2 separate regions of the Homo sapiens genome follow, and region 1 is linked to region 2. The links are chromatin loops, found by intact Hi-C in ENCODE. Cell type or tissue: chondrocyte. All regions are shown on one strand.

Region 1 (8,000 bases), 970 kb after region 2:
CCACTGATTCTGACCTACTGCATCAGAAATTCGGAGTTTGAGAAACCAGTATAAAAGGATGCTCTTGGTGCTATAAATTGATTGGTAACTACTCTGCATTTAAAAGCAGTTGTGTAGGGAAAAAATGCTTGGTGGCTGTGCTCATGTGCCCCACATCAGAATTACCTGGAGTATTTTTTTAAAATCCTCTTACCTAGCCACGAGGTCAGGAGATCGAGACCACGGTGAAACCCCGTCTCTACTAAAAATACAAAAAATTAGCCGGGCACGGTCGTGGGTGCCTGTAGTCCCAGCTACTCAGGAGGCTGAGGCAGGAGAATGGCATGAACCCGGGAGGCGGAGCTTGCAGTGAAGCTGAGATTGCACCACTGCACTCCAGCCTGGGCGACAGAGCGAGACTCTGTCTCAAAAAAAATCCTCTTACCTAGACCTCACCATGGGCAAATTGATCAGAATCTTCAGCACTGGGACCTGAGCATTAGTACTTTTAAATACATTTCTTAATGTGGTATTCCCGCAAGACTTAAAAGCTGGTTTAAAGATACATTCGGGCAATATTTTCACATATGATAGGATGCAAATTATTAGGCACTACTAAAGCTCCTTCTGGAGGATTGTATTTAAGGTAGTGATTCTCAAACTTTAATATGCTTACAAATCACCTGGGAATCCAGTTAAAATGCAGATTCTGATTCAGTGGTTCTGGGGTGAGGCCCGTGATTTTTGCATTTCTCATCAGCTCCCAGGAGATGGCAGTACTGCCTGATGTCAGGCCAAACCTTAAACAGCATCGATTTAGGGAAATGTTTACAGTATATGTATTTTCTTTTAAAATTGTTGAAAATAGCCCACCCACTAGTTTTGACATGCATTTATTGGGTTATTTCTCTCAAATCCTTTTGTGGAAAGAGAAGAGGTTGAAGTAAATATGAAGTCTGTTAAAAGTCTCATTTCCAAGGACTACTGTATATAGCATTGTGGAAGTCACACATTATTTAGTCACAGTTCAGCATTTGACTCTGAAGTCAATTCAGCTGATAAAAAATATCTCTTGATCAAAGAGACAAGACATTTTACATTTCTTTTAATTGGAACCAGTTATTATATACTTATTTAAAAATGTGATGAGTCACTTTTTTAAGGTTTAGAGGAAAAGCTGAATTGTCTCAGGAAAAGGAAAGAACTGTCAGTGATTTGAATACCCAAAGCCAGCAAAGAAAAAACTTCAAACCAGGACAGTCCTTCACCCACAGAAGTCTTTGTCTGCCTGTAATTAAAGTGGTGGGATAAATCTAGCATCTGCCATGACCTGTTTTATTCAGGAAGGTTTACTTTTCAAATGTAGTCATTCCAATGGGGTTGCCGTTCAGATTCAGATTGTCAGATTGTCACACAGTGAGGAAACTGCCTCCTTGCACATCTTCAGAATAAGATCAACTGTTTTATAGGTTGGCCTCTTTGAATACTGATAGTTTTTAGCCCTTGTAGAAACTTTAATGGGGTATAAAAGACCCAGAATTTCCTAGTGCACGTACTACTTAAGTTCCTAAGATAGGATTAAGCATTTTCAGAGCTTTTTAGTAGTCTATACATGTTATTAAATTTTATAAAAATGGGCAGTTTGTGATAATCCTCCTGACATATAATAGCTTTCTAAAAAAGTTAGAATAATTAACATAATTACTTAGTATTTCAAGCCTACTTTTTAAGGGTGACTTGACTAATTATAATAACTCCTTCTCAGGGAGAGTCGAGTAGAAAATAAATTTTTCTTTTAAGGTCAACAGACTGGAGGTCTGCCTTATAAATACAGGTGTGTAAAGATAAGCAAAAAAAGCCCAAGAGAAAAGTCCATTGCAGAATAGTCTCACTCTGTAAATAATATTTGGTCACTATTAGCCTTAGGGCTAACATGATCTACGTGACTATACTGATGATTTGGAAAGGTGATTTTTGAAATGGCTTCAGGATGAAAGTATTTGAAATTCTGGACTTTATATGTCACAGTGGGTGTGAAGAGGTAGGTTACTAATGGAAAATTCTTTCTGAGAGATATAACTGATTATGATTAGTTTCTAAATCATTAAGCTATTTTGAGTCTTCTCTGTTTTGCAATAACCGCTGTCCATACAATGGTGTTATACCTGATTTCCAAACCTGATTACATATCAGAATCACTTTGGGAGCATTTATGAATTATTGAGCCCTACATGCAGAGATCTTGAGTCATTAAGGTCTGGTGTCTCAGAAATCTTTTTTAATACTATAGCTTATTCTGATGCAGAGCCAGGCTTGGAAATAATTTCAATATTTGTGCTAATTATCTTGTAAAATTTTCTTTTAAAAAAAGTATTAGGAGTAAAACAAGTCCAAATTACAGCCAATACCAAATTGGGAAACAAGATGTTTAATTTCCTAGTGTCTTAGTCCTTTTGGGGTGCTATGACAGACTGTTATAGAATGGGTGGCTTAAGCAGCATACATTTATTTCTCATGGTCTGGACGCTGAGAAGTCCAAGATCAAGGCACCAGAAGATTCGGTGTCTGGTGAGGGCTTGTTTTCCTGTTTAACAGACAGCGTCTTCTACTTGTGTTCTCACATGGTGGAAGGGGCAAGGGAGCTCATTGGGATCTCTTTTATAAGGACATTAATCCCATTCATGAGGGCTCCAGCCTCATGACCTAACCATCTTCCAAAGGCTCCACCACCTAATACTATCCTGGGTGATTAGGATTTCAACAGAGGGATTTTAGAGTGATAGAAACATTCAGTTGCAGTCCATCACACCTAGAGACTTTCATCTATACTGGCATTTTTCTCCATTGCACTAGTTCATTTAAATTCAGCCTTATTATGTTGGCATAAGAAAGAATGAATAAGACCTAGTATTTGGTAGCACAATAGGGTGACCATAGTCAATAATAAAATTGTATATTTTAAAATAAATGTAATTGGATTTTTTGTAACTCAAAGGATAGATGCTTGAGGGGGCAGATACCCCATTCTCTATGATGTGCATATTTCATGTTGCATGCCTGTATCAGAACATCTCATGTACCCCATAAATATACACCTACTATGTACCCACAAAAATTAAAAATAAAAGTAAAAAAAAATTAAAATATTGGCATAGTAATTTATTAAATAATATATCCCAATTTTTACTTTATTAAAATGGTATAATTGTTTATTAATGAATGCCAATCTAACATAATTATTGAGGCTTTTATTAAAGAATTAAAATATTTTATGAGAAATTATTTAAAATAAAATTTTTAGGAAAATAATGTTTTGAGCTGTATCCTTAAAATTTTTACTAGTTCTTCAACCGAGTTCTGTATCTTTGAGGGCATGATAGTATAAACAGGAACATTTTAGACTGTGAACATGGTAAACACTGGAATTAGATCTTACTCAAAAACATAGTTGTAGTTTCTCTGTGCCTTCACATTAAATAAAAATTTTTTTTATGAGTACATATTATGTGTATATATTTACAGGGTACATAAGCTATTTCGATAACAGCATACAATATATAATGATCACATCAGGGTAAATGGAGTAGCCATCACTTTAAGCATTTATAATTTCTTTGGGCATCCCTCCACATTTTTGACAAGAAAATTTTGACATAATGTGGATATGAAAAAGAACGTAGAGTACATAACAGAGTAAAAGAACAGAGTGCTAGTATACATATTTAAAAATGCTGTGACAGCGCCTCCTTGTGGGCAGAACCCAACATATTGGTCAGATTTCTGTTATGTATAAAAAGTCAACAGATGCTTTCTTTAAAAAAAAAAAAAAAAAAAAAAAAGAAAACAGTATTTTATGTGGTTCTGTATTATATTTTGTGCTTGACGAAATAAAAATATGAAATGAGTTGCATTAAAAGTATAATGATGTTAATCTTTTATTTCAGAATCTTCAATCATTGTTTCTTGTAGGGAATAAAATAAAACTATTTGTATAGCTTTACCCCCATAAAATTTACCCTTTAACTGTTCTGCCTGTAGGACAGGGTAACCTTCAGGAGAATAATTGTGAAAAACAATGCCAAAAAGAGAAAAATGTATGAAAGCTTTATTGAGTCACTGCCATTCCTTAAATCTTTGGAGGTAAGTATATGTTTATGCTTTTATTTTATTTTGCTTTAAAAGTTTCTGTTTTGCTAGGAATATTTAGTTCTATAGAAAAATTTCTTTGAATAAAAAAAAATCTATCCATGTTTTTATTTGAAAAGATTAAATGGTAGTGCTAATTTTTATAACTCATTGTTTCTTCTGCTATCTATAATTTCATTTGTTTTGTTATTTGAAAGTAATACATTCCTACCCAGCATCTATAGCAAATTTATATGTGGTCTTTATCTGATAGCAGACTTAATATAATCACATAGATGTAGACAAGAGCCACTAGTTGTAACTTTACAGTGAGGCGTTCTCTAGATATAGAATGTCCTCTCTGGCCTCTTCCTCTCAGTCATCTTTGCTGTTTATTCCTCTTTTCTTCTCCTCTTAAAACTGGCATTCCAGGCCTCTGTCCTTGGCCTCTTCTCTTTTCAGGATACACTTATTCACTTGGTGAACATGTCGAATCCCATGGCCTTAAATACAGATGTCCCTTGACTTACTATGGGGTTACCTTACGAATAAACCCATTGTGAGTTGAAAATATCATAAATAGAAAATGTATTTAATACACCTAAACTATGGAACATTCGAGCTCAGCCTAGCCTACCTGAAACATGCTTAGGACACTCACATCAGCCTACAGCTGGGAACAGTCACCTGGCAGCACAGTGCACTGGAGAGCATGGGTTGTTCACCTCATTGTGGTGAGGCTGGCTGGGCGTTGTGGCTCTCTGCCTGGCGTTGTACTGCATATCGCTAGCCTGGGAGAAGATCGAAACTCAAAATTAGAAGTATAGTTTCTATCGCTTTCAAACAACTGTAAGGTTGAAAAATCATTAATCAAGCCACTGTAAGTCAGGGACCACCTGTACTGTCCATATATTGATGCTTCTTAAAATTGATATCACTGGGCAAGGCCCCTCCCTTGAAGGTCAGACTTACTTATCCAACTGCAAATGTAAGATTTCCTCTCAGATGTCTAATAGACATCTCAAACCTAGTATGTCCCAAATCTACTCCTTTTCTCTTTCCCCGCAGATGGCAACATATCCTTCCAGTGTCTCAGGCCAAAAACCTTCGAGTTAGCACTGACTCATATGAACCACCATCACCTCTTGCCTGGCTAATTGCAGAGTCATCTTTTAAAATCCCTGGTTGTGGCACTGCTCTATTTAAGCTCCTCCTCACATGGCCTCTAAGGCTCTGCACAGACTGTCCCATTCCCCCACCCATTTTCCCCAACCTCATTTCCTACTGCTCCACACTCATCATCTCTCTGTTGACACATCAGCTTCTTGCCACTCCTCAAACACACCTGTCCCACACCCACTTCGGGGTCTTTGTACTTGCCGTCTGTCTGGAATGTCTTCCTACACAGCTGCAGGGCTCCTTCATTTCTCAGCCCAGAGGTCTTCTCAATGAGACCAGCTCTTAGGTTTTTATCTTTGAAGGTAGAGACTTATGAGAGAGAGTAGGTTGTTGTTACCCTAAAAATTCAGCTTCATTTTCCATACTTCATCATTAAATTAAATGCTTTTCTATTTCACTGTCATATTTGAAGTATTTTGAGAGTAATTAAAGACAGGCATATATATGTACCCACAACATCTTATAAAATGGCAAGTGTCAAAACAGCAGTGCTTCTCCTTTTGAATGTCTCTGTTGGATTATCAGCTTACATCTGGTAAAAATTTTGTCCACATCACACAGTGCGTGGTAGACAGCTGATCTTTTCCAGCAGCATATTTCTTTAAATAAGAGTAGGTCAGGGATTGGAAATCTGGTGCCTTCAGAGCTAGGCAGGTAACACAGAGAAGAAAACCAAGCCAGGAAGGGACTTTGGCAGATTGGAGAACATGTATTTCATTAAAGAAACAGCTGCTATCCCACCATAGTTTTATTGTTGCCATGTGGAAATATGGGCTATGTGATGCTGATTTTTCAAGAGAAGCTGGAGATTGAATTTTTATGAAAAATTATTTTAAAATGCTGGCTGGTAATTAATACAACAAACACATATACAACCTACACACTGCTCGATTTATTTGGCCTATAGGCTACCAGTTTTTTACTCCCGAACTAGATAAGCTTACCCAGTTAATTTGTTTCTATTTAATATTGTTTTTCTTTCTTTGTAGTTTTCTGAACGCCTGAAAGTAGTAGATGTGATAGGCACCAAAGTATACAACGATGGAGAACAAATCATTGCTCAGGTATGATATTTTGAAATGTAATTCAGTTTAGGGTTATATTCCAAAAGGTTCCTGTAGTGGTAGATCTTGATAAACTTTTCATATTTCTAAAATTAGTATGCAGTGATGGGTTAAATAAATATTACTTCTACCAAATGACCTGTTAAAAATGGTTTCATTTATAGTCATTACTCTATTGAATATTTTTGTTTATGTAATTAACTCCTAATGAAGGTGTATTAAACCATCAAATGGTTTTCTGCATCATTGTAGTCATTTATAAGAGGAAAAAACAGGTGAATGTTCCATGACATTAATGAGGACCCAGAAAGTACACTGGAAAATTCTATAGAGTTTTGCATGATCAGTTCATGATGAAAATTCCTGAGGCTGCTCCTTGATAAAATTCACCAAGAAAGGAACACACTGCAACATATACTGTTTTGGCTTCCAAGACTACATGTGGGTCAACATGTTATTTAATCCCTAATACTTTTCTAAGATCCCAGCTGGAACCAATAATATTAGATACCTGGGTTGGAGTAGGGCTACCAAAAGTAGAATTTGTGAAGACTGTTGAAGTTCACAGGTAAAGCATGCAGATGATAGTACCTTGTTTCCTAGTTATATTTTTGAAGCACTAAGCAAATGATTAAAATGGATTTTTAATAGATTCTGTAATTTTTGTATCACAGCCTTATACTGTTTTGTGCTCTTTATCTGAAATGCAGTCTTTTCCTTTATATGGGAAACAAGATTCAAGGTCTTTGAGACTGAGAAAAAGAATTGTTTTAGAAGACAAATACATAAGTAAATCTTTCGATCAACACCCCTCTCCCATTGCTGAGTGTGTGTGTGTGTATGTGTGTGTTAGAGCAGTCAGGGATTGGGAAGAAATGGAGTCAAGCAAGGTTAAAGTTCTACTGTATAAACTAGTAAATAACAAAGCAAAGAGCATGTTTTAAATGATTTTTTAAGGTTTTATTTTGAAATAATTATAGATTCACAGGAAGTTGCAAAAATAGTTTTGAGAGGTCCCGTGTACTCTTCACCCAGTTTCTCCTAATGCGTTTTGCATCACTGTTAATAACAATATCAAAACTAGGAAAATGACATTGGCATAATTCACAGACCATATTCAGTTTTCACCAGTTTTACATACACTTAGAGCGTGCTTTAAAAATAGTTAAAAATTACTCAGCAGTTAATAGACCTATTATGATTCAGAACACTCGAAAACTTAATATGAAGCTTTTATGAAAACCTGATACAAGAATAAGGGAAAGGAGATATGCTATACTTAGGGTTTATTAAGGATATTCTTACATATTTGTTGTCTTTTAAGCATTTATAAATATACATATACACCCTATATTCTAAAAATCTAAATTCAACATTTATTTTTGTGATAGAATCAGATGCTAAACTTCTTGAATTTGTATTAAGGAGTTTTGAAATATTTTAAGTTTCTCCAGAATCACTTTGAGAGGCTTAGAGAAGTCAGTGTCTGTATTATTATCTTCCATATTGTATTGTTTAATTCAGACTGCATCATTGGAGATCAAGGCAGAGTTCATTAAGAAACAAAAGCAAGAAAGAACAGGTATATGGGTAGAGCAACACTTTTCTTTTAGAAGTCCTTCCAAAGCCTTGAAATGGAATGTCAGTAGGCTA
Region 2 (8,000 bases):
AGAAACCAAATCTGAACAGACACCTCATGTAATGATGTAATTACTTCAACAACTTCTGAACTCTTCTAATGACATAGCTTAGTCTGTATAGATTTTTATTTTTACTTTTGGTAGACACATATATTGTTGACTTAAATTGATCTTTTAATGAGTGAAAAACCCTCCCAGTTCTTTTTTACATGGACTGTTGACAAACCTCATATCTCTGACTCTGCACTTGTCCCAGTGAATATTTGTACTCAAACACTTGGCTTCACATTGATGCCTTTGACACTCGTTTTGTTGTTTGTGGACATATTCATTTTATCTGCCCGGTCTTTTTGAATTTTTTTTGCCTTTGCCCAGTAGATTGGTTGGATGTGCACTATGCTGGATGAATAATTTGACCATTTGATGACCAGGCCATCCATCTTGTCAGTTGAGACATTGCAAGAGTCTAGTCTAGAGACCCTTGGCACACCAGTAGAGACCCCTTTTGGCTCACACTTGCTGGATAATCAATCTGTACTTCCTTTTTTTAGCCAGCTATGGATGCTCCTAATCGTTCTAATCTTCAACCCACATAGCTCTATATTCCCCACCTGGATGCCATGAAAGCCTTTTCTAAATGCTTTTTTAAAATTCACAGCCTATATCTACATTATTATAATTATCATAAAAAGAAAACAGGCTGGAAGCAGTGGCTCACATCTGTAATACTTGCATTTTGGGAGGCCAAGGAGGGCAGATCGTTTGAGGTCAGGAGTTCAGGACCAGTCTGGCCAACATAGTGAAACCCCATCTCTACTAAAAATACAAGAATTAGCTGGGCATGGTGGTGCATGCCTGTAATCCCAGCTACTTGGGAGGCTGAGGCAGGAGAATCAGTTGAACTCAGGAGGTGGAGGTTGCAGTGAGCTGAGATCACTCCATTGCACTCCAGCCCGGGCGACAGAGGGAAACTCTGTCTCCAAAAGAAAAAAGAAAACAAAAGGTCCTTCTATATCATTAGCTGTCCCTTTGTTGAGCAGAAGTTTCAAGACGCAGTTTCCTTTACTACTTGCGAATGATGCTATTGCTACCACGGAAGAGTTTCTGCTTTTCCACATTTTTGCCAGTACTTGGTATGATCAGATTTTTTAAATGAATTTTTCTGAGGGTGGAATGCTATCTTACTGTTTTTGTAATTAGAAATTCCTACTCACTAGTGAAGAAGAGCATGTTTTATATTCATTGACAATTTGAGTTTTCTTTGATGACTTGCCTGTTTATATTCTTTGCTCATTTTTTTGAATTTTCATTTTAAACTTAATATATCTTGATATTTCTAGATATGTGCACATATAGAGTGCTAGTATTTTGTTTTTAACAACTGCAGAATGTTACATTTTATGGATATAGTATGATTTATTTAACCATATTCTTCTGATATTTAGTTTTTTTCCTAGTTTTTGTTTCCTACTATAAACATTGCCTTACTTGATATCATTTGGCTAGTATATCCACAGATAAGGTTCCATTCCAGGAGGAAATTGTAGATTGTTTTTAAAGTTTGTGCATTTTATATTTTAAGCGATATTATTAAACAGCTTTCCAAAAATGTTGCACCAATTTACACCCTTTCCCCAACAGGTATCTCATCTGTTGTGACGATGTGTCAGGACAGGGCTATCTGTGTTCTTCAACTGACTAGGCCATTTGTACAACATGCCCTTGGCATTGTCTTCACTTGTCTCTCTCTCTTTTTTTTTTTTCCCCAAGAGAGCTCTCTCCATGGTACAATCATCCTCTCTTGCCCAGCTTTCCACAGGATTCTGGGGGAGACTGTATTTTCATTTAGCAAGCATTTGCTCTCCCTCTCCCATACCCCCGCCACCCCTTTATGGGAAGAACATATTATCCCACTGATGTTGGGTTGGCCATGTGACTTCCTTCAGACATCAGAGTGCAAGTGAATGAGGCATGAGCAGAGGCTTTACGTGTGCTTGTATGGCTTAGCTTCCCTCCTGTGCCACTGCCATTTTCCATGAGAAGAGCATGCCCCAGGTGGTTCTGGTTCAGAATGAGAGACACAGGGAGCCTGACCCACAGCCTAAAGCAGTCACACCAGCCAACCCACTGATCCGTGAGTGAGAAATACATGCTTTTATTGTACTTGCCGAGATTTTTGGGTTTGGGTTGTTACATGGCATGATTGCAACAATTGCTGACTAATACAAGCTTCTCACATTTATATTTTCAAAATGCTATATACTTGGAAACATATATATATTTTTACAGAAGTGCATAGCATATTTATGATTGTGTTACACAGGTTTTCCTGCTGTCTTTGTCTTTTCCTTATTAGATCGGTTATCCCCTCTTTTATTTTCCCTTATCCTACCTAAAGAAGTCTCCTTTCCTTTCCAAGTAATCCATGTTAACAGCCTACAATGCAGCCATCTATATTTTCTCCATATTTATTATATACTTATATACAATAATATGAATGCATATATTGCAGGAATGACATTCAAAATATGTAGCAAATACGTACTGGCTGCAGTATGCACAGCACCAACCAAACACAGTGAACGCTTGCTAAAATGTCCAATATGGTTTTATCAGTGTACACTGGCTGAATGCCAGCCCTGCACACACACGTACACATATACACAACAGAAATTTCTATCATTATGTTGTTTTACAAAAATGGAGCAATATTATGAACACTTTTACCCTATATTTTTAATGATTGTTTTCCACACAGTACCTCATTCCTTAAATTTCAACTCCAATATGGCTCTATTCATTCCATTTAATTGCTGTATAAAGCCATATTGAATGGGCTAGATCTATCAGTGTTTATTCAACAGTACCCTATTAATGGCCTTTTTCTTTGTACTGGTGTTTTTGCTACTGGGAACAATGCTGCAATTAGCATTCTTGTGCAAATATTGATGTGTCCTGGTGCTTTTATCTTGAGAGCATCAAGTCCCCAGAATGGAGCAGGTGGATTGATTGAGTGGTAAATTTTGTTAGATGACGTCAGATAGCTTTTCAAAGTTCAGTAACAATTTATATTTTTTGCCATCAAGATTTAAAGAAATCCTTTCCCCTACATCCCACTCAGCTATAAGTAAGTGGCTTTCTGATTTTTGCCAGTAAGTATAGGTATACAATAATGATCTGCATTTCCCAAACTGCTAGTGAGCTGAACACTTTTTCATGTCTTGGCTACTTGGATCTTCTCTCCATGTCTTTGCTCATTTCTCCATTGCGTTTTTTATATCCTTGTCAATATGTAGAACCTTTTTTTGCATATTGTAGGTATGAATCCTATGCCTACATTGAAATACTTTTTTTCTTAATCTACTATATGTCTATTGTTTTGGCGTAGGTTATCACTGCCCTAGCAAATGCTATCATGAGTTTAGGAGTGTGCTGCATCTTTCTCATGTATTTCTTTATATCTCTCTCCCCCTTCCCTCCCTCTGTTCTCCTCCCTTTCCTCTTCTTTCCCATTTCTTTCTCTCTCTGTGCCTGTTTTCCTTCCTTTCTGTGTCTTCCTCAGGATCTCCTTTTTTCTACCTCCTGCTCTGTCTGCTTCCTTTCATCTACTCCTTACCTCCTTGCTTCTCCAGCTCCATGGGAATACTCATTTTCAGTGCAGAGAGCACAGTGTTTTTCTGCTTGTGTCACTTACAAAACCAAGTCAGACCGAAGAGGTATTGCAGAGCAGCCCAGTAAGGGGTTAAAGCAGTATGTTTTCAAAATCGGCTGAATGTAAGTTCCTTTGGGAAGGTTTTTCTTTTTATATGGATCCCCCAGACCCATCCTCAGAGGTTTTGATTCTGTAGGTCTGGATGGGTGTCAGTGGGTATTTATTTCCAAATCTATCCAGGTGATTGCAGTACCTGGCCATCTGTGGGTGAGTGCTGGCTCAGGGAAGTTGGACATGTGCTCCCCAGTGTGGGGGTAGCTTGCTTGGGTGACTGGACAACACAGGTTATTGCAGTCTTAGATAATTGGCTTCCACAACCACCCAGCTCAGCACAAGACAGCAGGGAGGGGTTCCAGCGGAGTAGAGACAATGGTGAAGTCGTGGTCTTCTGGCCGGATTCTGCATCTCAAATGGCAGCTTTGCATGAATGCAGCCGCAGTGTGGCAAATGGGCACAGGGGGGCAGTGTGGCCCCACGTGGCTCCGAAGCCCTCTGATTCTGCATGAGGCCTGACCCGGGCTGGAATGCCGGCTCCAGGAAAGCTGTGAGCTGGTGAAGGGCTCTCCCACTGCCTTCTTCCCCTTCCACTCTTAGTCCCTGTCCCACAGAACCTGGCTTTCAGATGATTAAAGTTCATCCACCATTTACTGAGCATGAATTATCTCATGTCGAACACTGTCCTGGGTTATTTCATTTAATCTTCATAACAATCCAAGAAAGGCATATGATTTCCACCCTACGCAGAGGAAGCTGCAGTTTGGGGAAGTTAATTAGTTTCCCAGTGATGGCAGAGCCAGGATTGAGACCAAAGCCTGTCTGACTCCAACCCCAGTTGAGTGGAATTCTTTGCATTCAGTAACTGCTGCTCAATACAGGTAACAAATAGTTGATTCTGAACATATTAGGTGCTAATTTACCAGTTAATTTATTCATGCACGCTGATTGTTTCCCCTTTCTTCCTTCTTTAAAGAGATCAGTAAGAATAACCGAGTTAGCTAAGAAAGCTCAAAGCCCGAGGTCTGTTTGGATTTTAACAGGAGACTCTGAAGAAACAAAGAATGAAATAGCTGATGGTGAAATAGTGGCCATGGGGTTGGCTTCTCCATTCAACTAGGCCAGGGTATCACACTAAGAGTCTGCAGATCAAATGCAGGATTTTATTTGGCTAACATGATGTTATTTAAAAACCTAAATTCCAGTGGTTTTGTTGTTTATTTAGAGACAGAGTCTCCTTCTGTCGCCCAGGCTATTCCAGTGGTTTTAGGTGGGACATCTGCTTTGCAGTTTATCACAATCCCACCCTTCCCCTTTCTGTACATCTTTCTGCTTTGCTCGTTGATGCTACCTGCCTGGCATCCGCTAACAGCAGTGCCGGGCTGACGGGTCCTGTCACACTCCTGCAAGATGAGAACTGGCTTTGGGCCCTGCTCTGTCTCTTTCCCTTGCTCCACTTCCCTCCCAGGTGCTTCCCTCCCAGGTGCCATCATTGGCCCTCACACCTGTGTTGGGTGCGTCAGTCAGTCTGCTCTGCTGCTTCTAGCACCCAGATCAGTCCCAGGTTCGCCAGGGCTAAATTTAACCTGCAGCTGCTTCATCAGATGCTCGGGTATTTTCAGCCCTAGGAGCCTCGGGTGGCTGAGCTGAAAGTAGCTGAGGACTGCTGGCCAGGGCTTACGTCCAGTGTTGTGGATTGAAATTAGCATCCAGGTTGGTCCAAGGTCTTGGCTACCCCCCACACTGTGCTTCCATTTTTCTTAACTGAAGATGAGGAGAAGAGAGAGAAGGCAAGAACTGGCAGAGAATAAGACAACACAAAATAGATCCTGGGATCCCTCTGAATTTGCTCCATCATTCCTCCCTTCTCCACAGCCAGGAATGCCCCTCTGGTTGGTGGCCTAGCAGAGGGTACAGTCTGCATCACACAGTGAAGTGCTGCCAGCTGGCCTGTTCTCTCCCAAGCCACTGTTTTGGGGAGCCACCAGCCTTGCTCTGAGCTCCAGCGTTCATGTGTCTGTCATTCAGTGTCCTTTCCTGACATGGGCATTCACCAACAGGACTATGTTCCCCAAAGCCTTGGCCCATGACCTCTGAAAGTTCCCTGCTGATGTGTGCTGTGGAGTCGATAGTCCCTCTGGCCAAGCAAGCAGATGCGTGTGCAAAACTGCAGGCTGTCAGTGGCATTTACAAAGAGAAGAGGAATGTGGGTCCAGAGATGGGGCAGGCGGCCTTGAGGGGAGGAGAGGAGAGGAGATGCATGTGGAGGGGGGTTGTAGCCCCTAGGTCCTGGGGCCCTGGGATGGAGGAGGTGCCTGCCTGGGCATGAACCATCCTGCCTATCCTCAGCTGATGTCCTTGGCAACAGGCTGTCAGCCATCATCAAACCTCCTGTGAAGCCAAGTGAAGCAAAGTCCTCCCTTTCTCCCTAAATCCTACATGTCCAAGGCAGGAGATGTTCCCCTGACTACTACTTTAGTAGGTGCCCAGTGGGTGGCACCTCTAGCCCACAGCTCCAACACTAGAAGGGCTGTAGGGATCCTTTGTTTGGATCTGCTCATGTTACAGACAGGCAAGCTGTAGCCCTCAGAGGTTGTAAGTTTCATGGCTGGAACCCTGACCTCCTGATATGAGTCCTCAGCACCCTTCTCTCTTTCACGCCAATATTCACAATACCTAACAATCAGGATTCTGTACCAGGCACTATTTCATTTTATTTGTTTGAGACAGGGCCTCGCTCTGTCACCCAGGCTGGAGTGTGGTGGCATGATCACAGCTCACTTCAGCCTCAACTTCCCTGGGCTCAATCGATCCTCCTGCTTCAGCCTTCTGGGTAGCTGGGACTAGAGGCACATGCCACCATGCCTGGCTAATTTTCCATTTTTTGTAGATACGAGGTCCCACTATGTTGCCAGGGTGGGCTCCAACTCCTGGGTGCAAGCGATCCCTGCCTTGACCTCCCAAAGTGCTGAAATTATAGGTGTGAGCCACTGTGTTGGGCCCACCAGGCACTATTGTAAACACTTCTCAGGTATTAACTCATTTAGACCTTGTGTGAGGTAGGCACTGCTATCATCCCCATTTCACAGATGAGGACGCTGAGACTCAGAGAGGTAAGTGACTTGCCCAAGGTCCTGCAGGAATTGAAGCTGGGTGTTCTGGCTCCAGAGCCCAAGTTCTTCACTACTGTGCATACTGCCTCTCGCAGGACTTCCTGGGACTGCCTATTTCATGTCCATCTCCTGCACCAGATTGTAAACCTCTTGATGAAAAGGATTCTGTTTTAGTCCCCCTTGGGTCCCCCAGATTACGCCAGAGCCCAACACAGTGGAAGCTCAAGCGAATGTTGGTTGAATGAATGGAAGAAGAAAAGCATCAGTTAAACCATTGTTCCTTACCCTGCATTTCTTGGAACCAATGTCTCTGAGAGCTTCCTGAGTATAGGGTGGGACATTTTGGCCTCTGGGCAGAACCCAGCTGGGTAAGAAAGCAGCCCTTCCCTGGGTGGGACCCTCCTGGCTTCTCGCTCCGCCTGTGTGACTATGAAGCGGGAGCGCTGCATATTTTCTTCTTCAGAGCAAACACCTGGGTTGATTGTTTTGGCAACTGTCCTGCAGACTGAGGAGCACGCGGAGCATGTGGAGTGTCCGGCTGACTGCTGTGACTGTGGCAGCAGCGTCACCTCTGTGTGGGGCCAGAGACAGTGAGGGCTCCCTCTTTTGTGCCTCAGCCGCTGTGTTCTTGAGGCTCAGACCCACAAAGGTCTCTGAGTATCCAGTTTTCTGAGGCTAATGCAGGGGAAGGGACCCAATGTGGGTAGGGGTAAGGTTGGGGTGGGGTGAGGGGTGCCGAGTAGATGGGGCTTGCACTGGGACCTGGGAAACATACTGAGAGTCAGAGATTTGCATGCAGCTGTATTGCATGTGGACTGGGGAAGCCCCGTGGGGAGTCAGGGTGGCTCTTCAGAGGTCCTGAATTGAGGCAGTGGGGCTGAGCTTTACACCCTCTTCATCCACCAGTTATGGGGACATAGTGGCTGCCTCAGGGATGGGAGCAGACCTTGGGCAAGCAGCTCCTTAATTAGAAGCAGGCTTCCTAGAAAGGAGGATTTGTGAGCCATCAGCAAGCAACACTTGGGCCAGCATGGTGGCTCATGCCTGTAATCCCAGCACTTTGGGAGGTCAAGGAGGGAGGATTGCTTGAACCCAGGAATTTGAGGCTGCAATGAGCTGTGATCACCCCACTACACTATAGCCTGGGCAGCAGAGTGAGACCCTGTCTCTAATAAATTAATAAGCAATGCTCCCCATTGTTGGGGAATGAG

What was found. Hi-C counts contacts between places; a loop is a spot of excess contacts. Peaks named below come from ENCODE experiments on the same cell type or tissue, not always from the same donor. Only the 100,000 strongest peaks of a DNase experiment are listed, where the experiment ranks them.
Region 1: it touches region 2 in a loop (8-fold over the local background); 17 of 110 quality-filtered maps call a loop at or near these places.

Annotation. Positions count from the first base shown.
Region 1 is chr7:107,146,905-107,154,904 of GRCh38, forward strand. PRKAR2B (protein kinase cAMP-dependent type II regulatory subunit beta) reads left to right here. Exons shown (of 11, transcript NM_002736.3): 7 at 4,018-4,119; 8 at 6,273-6,347. Among named protein-coding and RNA genes, the nearest start is that of HBP1, 18 kb to the right of the region's middle. RefSeq lists an enhancer at 4,973-6,172. In chondrocyte, CTCF peaks have their summits at 758 (motif pointing right), 988, 3,718 (motif pointing left) and 4,003; no DNase peak of the experiment used is centred here.
Region 2 is chr7:106,172,717-106,180,716 of GRCh38, forward strand. No RefSeq gene overlaps it. Among named protein-coding and RNA genes, the nearest start is that of SYPL1, 64 kb to the left of the region's middle. RefSeq lists a silencer at 4,029-4,168. In chondrocyte, CTCF peaks have their summits at 4,138 (motif pointing right), 4,349 and 6,182 (motif pointing right); a DNase peak (open chromatin) is centred at 4,166.